Linked DNA regions of Homo sapiens: region 2 is linked to region 1. A link is an interaction called in ENCODE POLR2A ChIA-PET data of the cell type or tissue named here. Cell type or tissue: OCI-LY7. All regions are shown on one strand. Links, peaks and the distances in the headings refer to the core of each region. The heading gives the core; the rest is flanking DNA.

Region 1 (5,316 bases), core at 127-5,126:
GATCGTGCCACTCCACTCCAGCCTGGGCAACAGAGCGAGACTCCATCTCAAAAAGAGTCTTTCCATCTGTAAATTGAAACCAATTCCATTTAAGCTACTAACTTTATATTAACTTAACCAGGGACTTGTGTTCTTTTGTCTTTTATTCCTCTATATAAATAAAGGTTTCACCATTTATCAATAAAAATTTATAAGCCACAATCATCTATAGTTTCATTTTTCTTAAAGCAAATATATTGCACAGAAATCCTACAAGGTTTATGCTTTTATAAATAATGCTTGTTCTTCTCATTCTCTGGAAGATCCTGAAAAAAGCTACCTTGTACACAAAGCTATAAAGAGAAAGTAAAAACAACTAGTATTCTCAACAATCTTAGCTATGAACTGCCAATCATTTGATATATTCCCCTAAAAAACACATACGCAGACATATTAACTTAAAAAAATTAAATGAGACTCACACTGAAGATCATTTTACTTATCCTCAATTAATATTAGGATTTTCTTTCTTACATTGTTACATATTCTTCAAAAACACTTATCTTAATAAATGTACCATAATTTGCAATTAGACCAGTTTTTTATTTTGTTACTATAACTGTGCATTTTAATGAATTTGTTCCACATTCTCATTATTTCCTTGGGATAGATTACTATAAGAGAAACCATCAACCAAAATAAACAATTTCTTCCTTTCTTGAAACATATTCACAAACTTTTTTCTAAGGAAAAGTTATACCAATTTGTATTCCCACTTGCAGTGTTCGGGGTACTATGGTGCAACACTTGTAGACATCAGATTTCATTGGTATACAATGATTCTTTGGTCCAGGCATGGTGGCTCATGCCTGTAATCCCAGCACTTTGGGAGGCCGAGACAGGTGGATCACAAGGTCAGGAGATCGAGACCATCCTGGCCAATATGGTGAAACCCCATCTCTACTAAAAATACAAAAATTAGCCAGGTGTGGTGGCGTGCGCCTGTAGTCCCAGCTACTCGGGAGGCTGAGGCAGGAGAATTGCTTGAACCCGGGAGGCGGAGGTTGCAGTGAACCAAGATCGCACCACTGCACTCCAGCCTGGGAACAGAGCGAGACTCTGTCTCAAAAAATAAAAATAAATAAAATAAAATAAAATAAAATAAAAAAGGTTCCTTGTTTCAATTTGCACTTCTCTGATTACTGGTAAGGATCAATATGTTTTAATGGTTTATTGTTCTTATATAGTTTTTTCCTTTCCTATGAGTTTACTGGAAGCAATATAATGATTAACCAATAATAATTCTAGCACCATCTACTGAATAACACTTAATTTTCCAAGCAATGTTTGAGGGTACTTTTTATAAAATCATCATAATAGTTCTATAAACATTAATTTCATTTATTGATTTATTTTTCAAATCTATCGTCAGTGGCATATTTTTAAAATTACATAAGTCTTAGCATTTAGGAAGGAAAATCCCCCTCATTATTTATATCTTTAAGATATCCTGGCCATTCTAGCTTTATTCTTCAGATTATATTTAAAATCACTTATAAAGAAAGATCAAAGACCTAGATTAGTGAATTCTGCTATCCCCCCAGCAAAAGCTCCCCAAAGACATACAATGTGTTTTTGATCACAATAGCATTATACCTAGAGAGTAATTCAGAAAGAGTAATATCCTTAAAACATTCAGTCTTCTCTTTTAGGAACTGTTTAAATTTACCCAAGTGGACTTTAATGGATTTCAAAGTTTATTCACACAGTTCCCACGTACTTATTATCTTACTTTTTTCTTGTCATTATGAAAAGGATTTTTCTTTTACTTCCTAACTGCTGCTGCTGAAACAAATGAAGAATGTATTTACATATGTTTGTATATAAAATTTAATTTTGTATACAGCTTTCAGGAGAAAGTGTAGGTCCATCTATCTTCAGGTTGTTATGTTCTCTGGTAGACTCACTACTTTGCGTCCACTTCCCAATATCCTTTAAGTAATTTCTTTTAAAGGAGTTGTGGAAGGTGGTAGGGAGAAGCAGAAAGAAAAAGAGCTATAGAAACTACCAATGCTGCCAGGCGCAGTGGCTCATGCTGTTAATCCCAGCACTTTGGGACACCGAGGCAGTGGATCACTTGAGGTCAGGAGTTTGAGACCAGCCTGGCCGACATGGTGAAACCCCATCTCTACCAAAAATACAAAAAAACTACCCAGGCATGGTAGTGTGCACCTGTAGTCCCAGCTACTCAGGAAGCTGATGCAGAAGAATCACTTGAACCTGGGAGGCGGAAGTTGCAGTGAACCAAGATGACACCACTGCACTCTAGCCTGGGAAACAGAGCAAGACTCCATCTCAAAGAAAAAAAAAAAAAAAAATACCAGTGCTTTGTGGTGTCACCATCCATCACCCAAAACAGGGGAGGAAATACAATACTAAATGGGCTGAGATATTTTCCAACAGGAAAAGCTTTAATAATAATATTATAAATAATATTTGTCATAATTTGTAATAATAGTAAAAGCTTTACAAATATACACTTTTATTATCTAATAGGAGCCTTTATTATGTTTTCTAGGAAGGGCTATAAAGTATCTAAAATACATTTTCAAATATGGAGTTTGTCTAGCCCATTTTGTGCTGCTATAATAAAATTCCTGAGAGTAAGTCATTTATAAATAACAGAAGCTTATTTTCTCACAGTCTGGAACCTGGAATTCCACAATCATGGCAACAGCATTCGGTGTCTGGTGAAGGCCTTCTTGCTGCGCTCTCACATGGCAGAAGGCAGAGAAGGGCAAGTAAGCTAGCCTAACCCTACACCAAGCCCCTTTTTTAATTCCATTAAGGAGGAAGGAGTCCTTATGGCCTAATCACCTCTTAAAAGGCCCCACCTCTTAATACTATCACATTGGCAACACCTGAATTTTGGAGAGGACCCATTCAAAGCACAGCAGTTTACTCTACGCTTTTCTCCACAATTTAAAGTAGCTCTCTCTCAAAGCCACTAGAAATGCTTTAGGAAGTTATTCGGGTTGAAGGGAAATGACAGTATAAAAACACTGCTGAGAGAAAGTAAAAACTAATACAGGTGAGATAAACTATGTAAACTGAAATACCACTACTGACGTGGCAATTCTTTCCAAATTAATCGAAGTTTCAATACAATCCTAATCAAAATCCTCAAAGGTTTTTTCAAGAATTGGTAAGGTGATTATAATCTTTATAAACTTTATAAAGAAAGATCAAAGACCTAGATTAGCAAAACAAGTTTGAAAAACTAAAAAACTGGAAGACTCATACTACTAGATTTCTACATTTAAAGATATAATAAAGACACTGTGGTACTGGTGTAAGGACAGACATATAGATCAATGGCATACAACACAGGCACACCTCACTTTATTGCACTTGGCAGATACCGTGTCTTTCACAAATTAAAGGTTTGGGGCAACCCTGTGTCGACCAAGTCTAGTGGTGCCATTTTCCCAAGAGCATATGGTGACACCACTTGGTGTCACATTTTTGTAATATTTGCAATATTTCAATCTTTTTAATGGTTACTATTCACAGTGGTGATTCCTAATTAGTGATTTTTTATGTTACTGTAGTGAATTATTTTGAGGTCCCACACACTGCACCTGTATAAGATGGTGAACTAAATTGATAAATGTTAGGTGTGTTCTGATCCACTGAACACCTGTTCCCTTGTCTTTCTCCCTCTCCTTCGACCTCCTATTCCCTGAGACACAATATAGAAATTAGGCCAGTTAATATACTTTACAATGACCTCTAGTGTTCAAGTGAAAGGAAGAGTTGCATGTCTCTCACTTTAAATCAAAAGCTTGAGCTTTTGATTTAAATGATTGAGCTTAGTGAGGAAGGCATGCTGAAAGCTGACAGGTCAAAACATAGGTCTCTAATGTCAGTTAGCCAACTTGTGGATGTAAAGGAAAAAGTTCTTAAGGAAAATTAGATGTGCTACTCCAGTGAACACAAAAATGACAAAGTAAAACAGCTTTATTGCTTATATGGAGAAAGTCTGAGTGGTCTGGATAGAAGATCAAACCAGCCACAACATTCTCTTAAGCCAAAGCCTAATCCAGAGCAAGGCTCTAACTCTCTTCAATTCTATGAAGGCTGAGAGGTGAGGAAGCTGCAGAAGAAAAGCTGGAAGCTAGCCGAGGTTGGCTTATGAGGTTTAAGGAAAAGAAGTCATCTCTGTAACAACAAAAGTGCAAGGTGAAGTGGCAAGTGCTGATACAGAAGCTGCACCAAGTTATACAGAAGATCACTCTAAGATCACTGATGAAGGTGGCTACACAAAACAACAGATTTTCAATGTAGACAAAAAGGCCTCATACTGGAAGATGTCAGCAAGGACTTTCATAGTGAGAGAGGACAAGTCAATGCCTGGCTTCAAAGCTTCAAGAACAGGTTGATGAGATTGTTAGAGTCTAATGCAGTGGTGACCAAAGTTGAAGCCAGTGCTCATTTACGATTCCCCAAATTCGAGGGCCCTTAAGAATTATGCTAACTCTACATTGCCTGTACTCTATAAACAGAACAACAAAGCCTGGATGACAACACATGTGTTTATATTATGGTTTACTGAATATTTTAAGTCCCCAGTTAAGACATACTGCTCAGAAAGAAAAAAATAAAGATTCCTTTAAAAATATTACTGCTCACTGACAATCCACCTGGTCATTCAAGAGCTCTGATGGAGATGTACAAGGAGATTAATGTTGTTTTCATGCCTACTAACACAATACCCATTCTGCAGCCCATGTATCCAAGAGTAATACTGACTTTCAAGTCTTGTTACTTAAGAAATACATTTCGCAAGGTTATAGCTGCCATAGCTGGTGATTCCTCTGAAGGATCTAGGCAAAGTAAATTAAAAACTTTCCGGAAAAGATTTGCCATTCTAGATGCCATTAAGAACATTCGTGATTCAAGAGAGAAGAACAAAATATAAATATTAACAAGAGTTTTGAAGAAGCTGATTCAAACCCTCACAGATGACTTGGAGAAGTTCAAGACATCAGTGGAGGAAGGACCTGCAGATATGGTGGAAATGGTAAGAGAACTTGAAGTGGAGCCTTAAGATGTAACTTAATTGCTGCAATCTCGTGACAAAACTTGAAAGGGTGAAGAGTTGCTTGTTATGGATGAGAAAACAAAACAGTGGTTTATTTTTTTTTAAATGAGTCTACATCATGTTTTGAAGAAAGTGGTTTCTTACGATGGAATCTACTCCTGGTGAAGATGCTGTCAACATTGTTGAAATAACAACAAAGGATATAGAATATTAAGCAAACTTAGTTGATACAG
Region 2 (5,316 bases), core at 256-5,255, 160 kb after region 1:
TTTTGAGACAGAGTCTCTCTCTGTCACCCAGGCTGGAGTGCCGTGGCTCGATCTCGGCTCACTGCAACCTCCGCCTCCCACGTTCAAGTGATTCTTGTGTCTCAGCCTCCCTAGTAGCTGGGATTACAGGCACACACCACCACGACCGACTAATTTTTTTTTTTGTATTTTTAGTAGAGCCAGGGTTTTGCCATGTTGGCCAGGCCGGTTTTGAACTCCTGACCTCAGGTGATCTGCCTGCCTTGGCCTCCCAAAGTGCTGGGATTACAGGCGTGAGCCACCATGCCCAGCTAAAGAAATTTTTTATTTCCATAGGTTTTTGGGGGATAGGTGGTGTTTGGTTACATGAGTTAGTTCTTTAGCGGTGATTTGTGAGATTTTGGTGCACCCATCACCTGAGCAGTATACACTGCACCCAATTTGTAGTCTTTTATCCCTCACCCCTTCTCACCCTTCTCTCCTGAGTCCCCTAAGTCCATTGTGTTTTTTTTTTTTTTTTTTTGAGACGGAGTCTCGCTCTGTCGCCCAGGCTGGAGTGCAGTGGCGGGATCTCGGCTCACTGCAAGCTCCGCCTCCCGGGTCCATGCCATTCTCCTGCCTCAGCCTCCCAAGTAGCTGGGACTACAGGCGCCCGCCACTACGCCCGGCTAATTTTTTTGCATTTTTAGTAGAGACGGGGTTTCACCGTTTTAGCCGGGATGGTCTCGATCTCCTGACCTCGTGATCCGCCCGCCTCGGCCTCCCAAAGTGCTGGGATTACAGGCGTGAGCCACCGCGCCCGGCCCATTGTGTTATTTTTATGTCTTTGCATCCTCGTAGCTTAGCTCCCACTTATGAATGAGAACATACAATGTTTGGTTTTCCATTCCTGAGTTACTTCACTTAGAATAATAGTCTCTAGTCCCATCCAGGTTGTTGTGAATGCCATTAATTCATTCCTTTTTATGGCTAAGTAGTATTCCATCAGGAAATACAAATTTAAATCCAATGCCATACCACTACAATCCCATTAGAATGGCCAAAATTCAAAAGCTCGATGAGACCAAGTGTTGATCAGGATGTAGAACAGCTAGAACTCTGTTCTGTTGTTGGTAGGAATGTAAAAATGTACAAGTACTTCGAAAATCAGATTTGTAGTTTCTTTAAAAGTTAAAATAAACCTCTCATATGATCCATATAATTCACTCCTAAGAATTTCCCCCAAGAGAATGAAAGCATACAGCATATGTCTATACAAAGACTTGTACATGATTATTGATACAGCTTTATTTAAAATAGCCAAGATTTAGAAACAAGTCAAATGTCTATCAATAGGTGAACAGATAAAGAAACTGTAGCTAACTCTCTGGGGTTGAAGAAAAAAAAAAAAAGAAGAAGAAACTGTGGCAGGTCCATGCAACAGAATACTACTCAGCAACAAAAAGGAATGAACTATGAATCCATGGTATAGGCCAGGCACGGTGGCTCATGCCTGTAATCCCTGAACTTTGGGAGGCTGAAGTGGGTGGATCACCTGAGGTTGGGAGTCTGAGACCAGCCTGACCAATATGGTGAAACCTCGTCTCTACTAAAAATACAAAAATTAGCTAGGCATGATGGCATGCACCTGAAGTCCCAGCTACTCAGGAGGCTGAGACAGGAGAATCACTTGAACCTGGGGGGTGGAGGTGGCAGTGAGCTGAGATCACGCCACTGCACTCTAGCCTGGGTGACAGGGTGAGACTCCATGTAAAATAAGTAAATAAATAAAAATTAAAATTAAAAAATTCATACTATAACATAGATGAATTTCAAAATAATTATGCTAAGAGAAATAAGCCAGACAAGCAAGTGTACCTACTGTGTGATTTCATTTACATAAAACTGTAAGAGCTGGACATGGTGGCTCGGCCCATAATCCCAGCACTTTGGGAGGCTGAGGCAGGAGGACCTCTTGACCAAAGAGTTTGAGATCAGCCTGGACAACATAGAGAGACTCCATCTCTACTAAAAATTAAAAAACTAGCCAGGCACGGCGATACATGTCTGTAGTTCCAGCTTCTCAGGAGGCTGAGGTGGGAGGATTGCTTGAACCCGAGAGGCTGAAACTGCAGTGAGCCGTGACCATGCCACTGCACCTCAGCCTGGGCAACAAAGTGAGACCCTGTCTTAAAAAAAAAAAATGAAATGCAAACTAATGCATAGTGACAGAAAACAGCTCAGTGGTTGTCTGGAGACGGGGTAGGTTTGTGTGGGGGTCCAGAGGAACACAAAGCAACCTTGAGGGCTGATGAATACGTTCATTATCTTGACATTGGTGATGATCACTGGCGTGTTTGTATAACATTTATCAAGTTGTACCCTTTATTATTTATTATTTATTTTTTGAGACGGGGTCTCACTCTGTCGCCCAAGCTGGAGTGCAGTGGCACAATCCTGGCTCACTGCAACCTCCGCCTCCTGGGTCCAAGCATTCTCCTGCCTCAGCCTCCCAAGTACCTGGGACTACAGGCACACACCACCACAACTGGCTAATTTGTGTATTCTTAATAGAGACAGGGTTTTGCCATGTTGGCCAGGCTGGTCTCGAACTCCTGGCCTCAAGTAATCCACCTGCCTCAGCCTCCCAAGGTGCTGGGATTACAGACATGAATCACTGCACCCAGCCACAAGTTATATCCTTTAAATAATGCTGTTTTGAAAATGGGAGAACGTGCTTTCTATTTCTTATTATTATGTTTTTCTGAGATGGAGTCTTGCTCTGTCACCCAGGCTGGAGCGCGGGGGCACAGTCTCGGCTCACTGCAACCTCTGCCTCCCGGATTCAAGCGATTTTCCTGCCTAAGCCTCCCGAGTAGCTGGGACTACAGGTGCATGCCACCACGCCCAGCTAATTTTTGTATTTTTGTATTTTTAGGGGTTTTGCCATGTTGGCCAGGCTGGTCTTGAACTCCTGAACTCAGGTGATCCATCGCCTTGGCTTCCCAAAGTGCTGGGATTACAGGCATGAGCCACTGCACCTGGCTGCTTTCTATTTTTTTTCTCATCTTTGTTGTGATGGTATCTATTTTTTATGCTATCTCCTCATGAAAATAAGTGTTACATGTATTTAAATGTTATTACTCCTAACATGTTTGAGAAACAGCAATAACAAGGGTAACAAATTTTCTTTTTGGCTTCTACATTTATGGGAATCTACATCTTTGGACAGCTTAACCTTTTAGTACTTGATCTTCAAAAGCCTGGACTTGAGCACTGGCACTGATAATTATTAGCTCTAATGTTGAGCCAGTCATTTATCCTTTGTTGATTAAATTTTCTTATCTGTATAATAAGAATAACAGGGTCTACCACATAGGATTGTTTTGATCAAAGAAGGTAATAAATCTGAACGTGCTTTACATCCTGATAATGGCAAATCACATGTAAAATTTTATAAGCTTCATCATCAGATAAACTAATTCACACCTGGGGCTTTGAGAGGTTAGGCTAAAGTGAACGTAATTTCTTTTTCATTTTTTAAGGATGGTAGTGGTAGAGAAAACAGGGCGTAGGCACTAGATTGGAGTTAGATTTCAATGCCTGTGGCATGTACCACATTGATAAACTGGTGGTTCCAGCAACCTAGTTTCTCATATTTAAATATGGCATCAGCATCCTCTTCTTTTAGAATGTAGCCTCCACTCCCTCCACACACGTCCCCAGCACCCTTGACAACCACTAGCCCCACTAGCCTGTGTTCCAGGCCAAAGCTAAATTTTGAGCCTCTTTTGTCCCTGGATAAAACAGAATTTATGTCCATTTCATAGTTAGCCTAAGAGCTTTTCCCTTCCCTGTGATACAGTGTTTCTCAGTGTGTGATTCCCTAGCAGTTTAAGCATCACCTGGCACTTGTTAACAATGCAAATTATCATCATGTTGTGGACTTGTAAAAATTTTAAAAAAGTAAAATTTTTAAATAATTAAAGCAAAACAAACAAACAAATAAACAAAAACCACAAATTCTCAGACCCCAACCCAGACCTAAGGTAAAACCCCTAGCAGGTGGGGAGCGGGGAGGCAACAGTCTGTGTTTTAATGATCCCTCCAGGTGCTTCTGATGCAGGCTAAAATTTGAGAACCACTGCTGTAATATATACTGTTAACTCATATTTTTACTGCCAATGAACTAGCTAGTGGTAAATTAAATAGCTTTTAACATTTAATGAATGGCCCTTTCTAGAAACATTTCTAGAAACATTTTCTAGTTTGTAAGAAGATCAAATTGCATTTGAATTCTCTTTATATTTATTTATTTATTTATTTTTTGAGATGGAGTCTCGCTCTGTTGCCCAGGCTGGAGTGCAGTGGTGAAATCTTGGCTCACTGCAAGCTCCGCCTCCCAGGTTCACTCCATTCTCCTGCCTCAGCCTCCCGAGTAGCTGGCACTACAGGCACCTGCCACCACGTCTGGCTAATTTTTTGTATTTTTAGTAGAGACGGGGTTTCACCGTGTTAGCCAGGATGGTCTCAATCTCCTGACCTTATGATCTGCCCACCTCGGCCTCCCAAAGTGCTGGGATTACAGGCGTGAGCCACTGCACCTGGCCTATTTTATTTTATTTTTTTTGAGACGGAGTTTTGCTCTTGTTGCCTGGGGTGTAGTGCAATGGCACAATCTCGGCTCACTGCAATCTCTGCCTCCCGGGTTCAAGCAATTCTTCTGCCTCAGCCTTGCAAGTAACTGGGATTACAGGCATGCACCACCATGCCTGGCTAATTTTCTATATCTTTTTAGTAGAGATGGAGTTTCACCATGTTGGTCAGGCTGGTCTCAAACTCCTGACCTCAAGTGATCCGCTCGCCTTGGCCTCCCAAAGTTCTGGAATTACAGGCGTGACTCCACCACACCCAGCCACATTTGAATTCTATCTATTGAGTGGGTTATGAGTTTTTGGACACACTTGGCATTGAATTTTGCCATTAGATTATGAAGGCATTTGGGGAGTTACTCTGAATTTTAGTATAATGGAGTGCCATTTAGACAATCAAATTGGTAATTTACCTAATAATATCCAATTCTTAGGAACTTGAAGAATTAAAAAAAAGCCTCCAGAGTCACCTTCCTTATACTGAGGAAGGAATTTTTCATGGGAGACTGTGGTTTATGTTTTGCAAATCCGCACAATGAGCTTGTAGTAGAAGTGGCCATTGTGTTCAGACAAATAAGATAATCTACATGTGAATTAAAGGTAAGCACCAATTTTCAAGTTCAATAGTGCCCTTTTCACCTGTTTGCTATTACCTGGGGCATCATTTGTTCATTTACCCAACAGAGTAAGCCAGATGGTAGCACCA

The links. ChIA-PET counts read pairs that join two places held together with the same protein. Peaks named below come from ENCODE experiments on the same cell type or tissue, not always from the same donor. Only the 100,000 strongest peaks of a DNase experiment are listed, where the experiment ranks them.
Region 2: POLR2A ChIA-PET joins it to region 1 with 5 read pairs; 2 of 35 experiments call an interaction of 5 or more read pairs at or near these places.

Annotation. Positions count from the first base shown.
Region 1 is chr10:96,928,272-96,933,587 of GRCh38, reverse strand. All of the region lies in intron 4 of LCOR (ligand dependent nuclear receptor corepressor), which reads right to left. Among named protein-coding and RNA genes, the nearest start is that of LCOR, 99 kb to the right of the region's middle. In OCI-LY7, for the core only: a CTCF peak has its summit at 3,743 (motif pointing left); a DNase peak (open chromatin) is centred at 2,247; H3K4me3 peaks cover 671 bases; H3K27ac peaks cover 1,457 bases.
Region 2 is chr10:96,772,868-96,778,183 of GRCh38, reverse strand. No RefSeq gene overlaps it. Among named protein-coding and RNA genes, the nearest start is that of MIR607, 53 kb to the left of the region's middle. In OCI-LY7, for the core only: no CTCF peak of the experiment used is centred there; no DNase peak of the experiment used is centred there.